Linked DNA regions of Homo sapiens: region 2 is linked to region 1. A link is a contact called in ENCODE Hi-C or POLR2A ChIA-PET data. All regions are on one chromosome and are shown on one strand. The core of a region is the stretch at or near the end of the contact, and the rest is flanking DNA. Distances in the headings are between cores, read along the strand shown.

Region 1 (3,572 bases), core at 341-2,840:
GGTACTTCTCATGTAAGAAACAGCACAGCAGTTACGATGAAGACTCTGGAATCAGATGACCTGGGTTTTAAGCCAGCCTCTGCTACTTTCTAAGAATGAGATTTTAACTAAATCATTTAACTTCCTTTGGCCTCAGCTCCTCATCTCTAAAAAGAGGATAAAGTGTCTCCTTTGAAGAGAGCTGGCCTGAGAATGGAGACCACACTGAGGAACAGATAGAGCTAAGAGCTGGACAGAGCTAGCTGGCCCCTGAGGACATAGTTTGAGTTCCTGCTTTCAACCTTGCCTCAATGGAGTGCCCTCTGGATCTTCTGATTTTATGAGGTGATCAATTCTGTCTTTGGTTTATTTAAATGTAAATTAGTTTGTATTGGATTTACAACCAAATTACAATGGACTTGGTTTACGTGATCCTCTTGGTTTGCCACTGACTTTCTATACATAGAAGACAACCAATATATACTTACTGAATGTATGAATGAGCTAAAATTTATTTTTTTAAAAAACCTCTTGAAACCCATGAATTTAATCTCCTCTGCATTATCATACCATCCTAGGCAATTCACGTTCAATTTAAGTGTGTCCACATAGGAGCACATCCTTCTGTAGAGAAACACATGATGCAGCCCTGAGGGTCTTGCTGGATGAACTGGATGGCTAAGAAAACTGCAGGGAGAGACCAGAGATTGAGCTCAGAAGACCTGAGTTCTTTTCAACAGAACTAACACCATGGTCTGCTCAGTCTCTTGACCTCTCCGAGCACCATTCTTGATGCACAAGATGCGAAGAATAATATCTACCTACCGGGTAGTTGTTAAGCTCAAAGGAGCTCATTTACATGAGAGCTAAGAATGAAACTAACGTAATTTGTTGGTTTCCCCCACATATTCCCATTTCAATTGGTGATGGATACACACCTGCCAAATCATGAGCCTAAGGGTGTTAACTTTTTTTTTTCCTAATAAAATGCACAACGGTAGTCGCATTCCAGAAGGCTATGTGTCAACACACGCGATCATATCTGGGTCTTGGGTGTGACCTTTGGCCAAATACTCAGTGTCCTCGAGGGTCTGTAAAAGGAAAAGTTTCCACTGGCGCGTTCTCTCCAAGGTTCGCTTCAGCTCTGCTATCCCAGGGCTCCTGATGGCAGCGGCACGGGCTGTGCTTAAGGCGAGTTCCTAACAGGCCCTCGGGGCACTCCTGCATCTCCGCACCCGGCAGCCTCGCCCCTTGGGTGTTTTTGGTGGGCGTGACTAGAAGCACCTGCTCCTGGGCTCCTTTTGCATCTTGCTGCAGTCCCCTCCTGTGAAGGGCGCAGCTCTGCAGTCTCCTCGCTCTTCCCTCGGGTGTTCTTTCTGAGATCCGGTTTCAATCCTCGAGCGTGTAGCCCTCAGGTCCCCTTACAACTCCCCAGAGCTCCGTGTGCATGCGTGCGAGAGGGAGAGAGCCAGGGAGAGACCCAGGTGACGAGACGAGGCTCCCGGGCTCCAGTTACTGGCCCGCAGGGCCGGGGCACGTCGTCGCCCAGCGTGCGGCGGGGCCCGGGAGCGCCGCGGCCCCTTTAAGAGCCGGGCCCAGGCCGTCGCCGGGACCGCAGGAGCCCAGAGCGCGGGCGCCGCAGAGGAGTTGGGAGCCGGCGCAAAAGTTTCCTCCCAACTCTGGCCCCGTGCGCCGCCGCCGCCGCCGCCCACTCCAGCCCCCGGCTTGGGGCCGGCCCTGCCAACGCCGCCAGGGCCAGGGCCAGGGCCAGGACCAGCGACAGGGCAGGGCCGGCAGTTTCGCTTTGGTGGGCGCGGAGCAGCCGCCTGGGCCGGGCAGGAGTAGGAGCGGGAGGAGGAGGAGGAGGAGCCGGTGCCGCGGAGCTGCCGCGTCCCGGGCCGCCGGGCACCTGGGAGGTAACCCCTTTCCGCGGCCGCCCCTCCCCGATTCCCGCCACCTGCCGCCTGGCCAGGTGGAAGGGGCGCTGCCGCGAGCCTCCGGGCCTCAGGGTGTTCCGGGGAGCGGCGCCCCGGGTCTCTGGGCCCACCCGCCCCGGGCGTCCTCCGAGAGTGGGGGCTGCGCCCGCGGGGTCAGACACCTGTTCGGCCCGGCCCGGCGTGGTCGCCGGGGGCCAGGATGAAAGTGACCGTGTGCTTCGGCAGGACGGGCATCGTGGTGCCCTGCAAGGAGGGCCAGCTGCGCGTCGGCGAGCTCACCCAGCAGGCGCTGCAGCGGTACCTGAAGACCCGGGAGAAGGTGAGCGCGGCGCGGAGGAGTGGGGCGCGGCTGCAGCCAAGGCACCTGCCAGGTGCGACCCGGTGGCGACACTCAGGGGATGCAGAAAACCCAGGGGATTATGGGGCACTGCCTGTAGCTGCAGCTGTTGTCTATTGCTAATATCAGTGATGTGGGTGTCTTTGGGTGTTTGTGGGCCTTGAGCTCCGAGGGTCGTGAGTGGACCTGCAGCATTGGAATCTCTTGGGAGCTTCTTAGAACTGCCCAATATGGGCAGTTCTCCAAACCCACCGACTCAGGATCTGCTCTTTAACGAGATCCCCAGGTGATTGGAATGCCCACTGAAGTTTGAGAACCACTGGTTTAGAACTTGTTTGAGGGAACGTCTTAAAAGGTGCTGCTCACCTAAGTGTGATTTTTGACCCATTAAGGCCCGCCTCACTTAGGCTCCTTGGAGTTAGAAAGTTGATTGTGCAAGTGACACATACTCGGAAGTTACAACTGATGGGGCCTTTGGAGTTTCAGCCTTGTGAGCTGCCCTGTCTCAGTGACTTGGGCAGGAACACAGGTGGGAGCATGCTGTTTGCTTAGCCAACCTGTCTACATTTTGAGTGTTTTCAGTTTAATGTCACAGATTCTATGACCATTTACTATGTGTGTGGGCTGTTGTCAGGTCCTGAGTGACTATTAAAATGAGAAAGACGTTCCTAGCTCTGTAGCTGAAGTCAGGAACAAGTATAAATTAAGTGACAATTTTTTTTAAGTGTGCAATACATGTTGAGAAAATATCTGGCACTAGAACTTATGCCAAGTATTTGGGTAACATTGGGCCTCTGGGACTTCCTCAGTGAAACTTTTAAAGGAAGGCATTGAATAACCTTTTAATTTTTTGAATCTTCACATGGAACATTTTGTATGTCCCAAATGCTCCTCAAACAGGGCAAGTCACAAATTCTTGTTTTAGCGGCCAATGGTTCTCTTAATATTTGGTCTCGTGCCATGTGACTAAAATAGTGGGTTGGTCAATCTAGTGATGGAAAAACGTAAGTTTTAATTTCTTTTAACTTCTTATCGGTTATCCAAAGCATAAAAGTAATTGTTTCTTACAAGTGTATAGCTTAGGGGTTTAAGAAAATACTTGCACCTTCTTTGCCTCCATGAAGAATTATTATACAGAAAAAAAATTCAGCTCTGGACAGATACATGTGCATATTGCTTTGGATACTCAAGAACTGGAGGAGAGTACAATGAAAGGTCTATTAATATATTAAATATAACCCCTAAAGATGAACTCTTTACTGATGGAATTGAGGTGGAGGAGGGAAAAAATTAAAGTGGTTTATAAAGCTGTGTGAAAA
Region 2 (3,572 bases), core at 594-3,093, 63 kb after region 1:
TAGGTGGAAAAGTGTGATTCTATTATGTGCTCAGAATAGGAGAATCAACCATTTATGAAGAAGCTCCAGTGGCTACCACAGATGACGCACTGGTCTCATTACCTATTCCGGTAAGATTCTTCTAGGTTAATATGCCCAAACTGTTTTAAAGGTTTGACCTGCATGCACCTCATTAAGTTAATGGAATTCAATTCAGTTAAGACTACTGAGAGTCCTTTATATCTCGTTTGGAGGCTGCTCTGTCCAGGGAGAGTAAAACAAAATCTTAAAGTAGCAGTTTTGTTTGTGTGTGTGGTTTTTCTGGGAAATATTAAAGCCTTGAACAATCCCGTATCTTTTTCATATATTTACCTTTAAAGAAAGACATTGTTTTCTTGCACCTGTCCTCCACTTTGATTCTTGCTTTAAAGTACATACTGGTTAGCAAGACTTGAGATTGATACTTATTTCTGGCAGCATACCAGAATTACCACTGAGGGACTGCAAAATAGAATCCTTGGCATAGTCACTAGGGTTCTGAGTTCTACCAAGTTAAGCGTGTTTAATAATTTAATGATCTTAGCAAAATGGAAAGATATCCCATAAATATATGATAATATTCAGTGCCTCAAAGTTTAAGATGGTATCCCAAAGGAAATTATAGGGGCAGATTATCATATAGACGAATGATTACATTTACTTAACAAAAAATTGGGAGGATTTCTGTTTTATACCGTAATCCTTATGAAGGATCAGTATAGAACTTTGCTTTAAGGAGTTCTAAGTAGTTTATACATCTAGGAAAGTGCAGTAGACATGGGCTACTATGGGAATAGCTATTAGAGAAGGCAAATAGAGGATGGCAAGTAAAGGACCTTCGATCATAATTCACTGAATATGTTAGCTGAGTAAGGCTTCTGTTAAACTTGTTAAGTTGCCAACATTACATGGTTTGACTGGGCCTTGTAAGGACTAGAAAGCAGTGCACGTGTATCTACTTTTCATTTTGAGAATTGTGTCAACAAATATGTAGAGGTTAAGAAAAGGAAGAAAATTATTTTAAAAAAAAGGATTATACAGTGGGAACAAAGGATTTGGGAATCAAGGAAATGAAGGATATGAGGGGGATGGCTACACTAAAGATCAGCTGTTCTGAGTGCCCAGAGAACTGGAGTTAAGGGTGTAGCCTCACACTCCTTCAGGGACCTGTACTAACAGACTTCGCGAGAGAGGGATTCACTGTAAATAGGTTGCTTAGAGTTCTGTTCCTTGGGAGTTTTACAGCTGATCTAGATGACTGGAAGAATAGACCTGTTCATGTAAATTGTAATCCTGTTAAAGCTATGGCATTTATTAAGGACTTGGACCCCTTTGACAATTTGGACATTTAGGAACCCTCAGTCTAGAATGATGCCCATGTGCACACCCTGTTGTGTTTAAAGTGTTCAATGGGACCCTTAGTTTAGAATCCTGGCAGCACAGGCAAGGAGAAGTTTGCAAGATGGTTTGCAGCCCCAGCAGTTAGCTACTGCATAAATATCTGTGATGATAAAGAGTGGATGTATTGGTGGCTTCAGACAGGCAACAGGGGGGAATTTGTTTTTAATTTTAGGCATTTTAAACAGCACAGGCTTGTGGATTTAAAAAAATATTTGCATTAACACAACACTAAATATTGTAAGGGGCAAGGAAAGTTTACAGCAAAGCACATTTGCTTGGGGAGAAGGTTTCTATGGCTCTCCACTAGCTGTTACATGTTTATATCCTCCAAAACTTTCACTCTGGCTTTTTTCCCGGGAAAGAAATATCTGCCCTTTCCCATTCTTCTACCCTTAGTGTGTGTGGGTGGCTGTGCATCTCCATGGGGAGGACACGGAATAAAGCTGTGCAGCATGCTCCTTTGCTCCCAGAATCTCAAGCCAAAAGGAATTGTTCTGAATTGGCTGGGTCTTATTTTCTCAGTGCTATGCCTGGAAGGAGACAGGATCAGGGTGTGATGTGTCCTGAAAGCATAAACTCTTTATTAGCACAGATAAATCAGTTGGTTGGCTCAGTAGATTTTTGGGAGTGTTGGTGACATTCATTTCACAGGGATCTCAAATTATCCAGGAATTACCCAGACAGTAGATTATGATGCCCTGACTCTGGCAATATCTGCTGTTACTCCCCCTCCTCCCTGCTCCTGCATATGCATACAAGACTTCTATGCTTTTGCAGTGTGATGATATTGGGGAAGCTGCAAGGGTTTTAGTCTTTAAGTTTCTCAGAGCAAAAGAAGAATGGATACAATTTACTGTGTTGTGGGTGAGAGAGAACTGTGAAACCTGATTTAAAACAAAAGTGTGGGCCTGTGTCTTCAATAATCTGACTTTGTCTCCCTGTAGCATAAATAATTCCAGTTGTATAATTATGGCTATTCAGGTAATACCCTGTTATATTGCTCTGGAGTTATACTCCTTTTAAGATTTGCTAGTTAAAAGTTGTCACTTTATTCAGACTTTTGTTTTTAAAGTTAAATTAAAATGTTCTTAAGGTAGTTTATTCTCCAGGAGGCAGGATTAGCCTTTCTCAGTAGATATTTGGATCTATTTGGAAAGTTTTGATTTTTAAAATTAAGTCTTTGAGTGTATCAAGTTAAAGCATAATGTATTCTAACATCAACTTATTTTTTATGAATCCCAAAATATTTTGCTACATATTCTGCAATTGGAAAATGGCATCTCGGAAGGATTAAAGTTCCATATGCTAAAGGAGACACCAAACTCTGTAAAATATTTCAAAAGGCTTATTCTGAGCCAATATGAGTGACCATGGCCTGGGGAACAGTCTCAAGAGGTCCTGGGAAGGTGTGCCCAAGGTGGTCAGGTTATAGTTTGGTTTTATACATTTTAGGGAGACAGAAAGTGTAAGTAAAATAATAAATTAATATATGGAAGATGTACATTGGTTTAGCCTAAAGAACTGGGATATCTTGAAGTAGTCGGGAGTGGGGGTTACAGGTCATGGGAGGATTCAAAGCTTTTCTAGTTGAAAATTGGTTGAAAGAGTTATGCTTTTTCTAAATGAAGTCAGTAGTAAGAAATGTTTGAGTTAAGATAAGGGGAGTTATATAGTCCAGTGTTCTTGCTGTGTAGATGAAGCCTCCAGGTAGCATCCTTCAGAGAGAATAGATGATAAATGTCTCTTTTTGAACCTTAAAGGTGTCAGACTCTCATCTAATCTCTTCTAGATGCAGGAAAGACCTAGAAAGGGTCTTTCCTTTAAATAAGAGATTAAATGAGAGACCTGGCTGTATTAGCAGACATTCTCTACATATGCAAATTTCCCTTAAAAGAGAAGGCTTTATAGGGTCATTTCAAGATATGAAAAAATATATGTCAAATAAATATATGTTGAAGTAAGATATTTTGATTTCCTTCAGGGTCTACATGTGACTCTATACCAGAGTCAGGTTGGAACTTGGTGTCTTATTGCCACAAAGCGTCTGTTTTTTCAGTCTTATGATGCCAATTTCAATGTTAATGCTGGCCAGTTATGCCTAAACTCCCAGAGAGAAGAGGTTTAAGGAGGTTTGTCCCACCTCCCTTCCCATC

Evidence for each region. A loop is a pair of places that touch in the nucleus more often than their neighbours do. ChIA-PET counts read pairs that join two places held with the same protein, here RNA polymerase II (POLR2A). Pooled maps may share reads with other maps.
Region 2: a loop to region 1 is called in a map of Calu3, with 2.2 times the contacts of the local background. The contact joins the enhancer-like site here to the promoter of PARD3B in region 1. A Hi-C loop is called at or near these places in 4 of 168 maps with a recorded cell type or tissue (Caco-2, Calu3, PC-3 and 1 more) and 2 of 50 pooled maps. POLR2A ChIA-PET finds 5 or more read pairs at or near these places in 2 of 52 experiments (PC-9 and activated naive CD4-positive, alpha-beta T cell).

Annotation. Positions count from the first base shown.
Region 1 is chr2:204,543,885-204,547,456 of GRCh38, forward strand. It overlaps PARD3B (par-3 family cell polarity regulator beta), which reads left to right and starts at 1,591. Exons shown (of 23, transcript NM_001302769.2): 1 at 1,591-2,235. The coding sequence starts at 2,116. RefSeq lists a silencer at 1,578-1,627.
Region 2 is chr2:204,606,585-204,610,156 of GRCh38, forward strand. All of the region lies in intron 1 of PARD3B (par-3 family cell polarity regulator beta), which reads left to right. Among named protein-coding and RNA genes, the nearest start is that of PARD3B, 63 kb to the left of the region's middle. Within about 2 kb of position 1,844, at least 2 of the 41 ENCODE cell types and tissues checked have a DNase peak (open chromatin) inside an H3K27ac peak, as active enhancers do.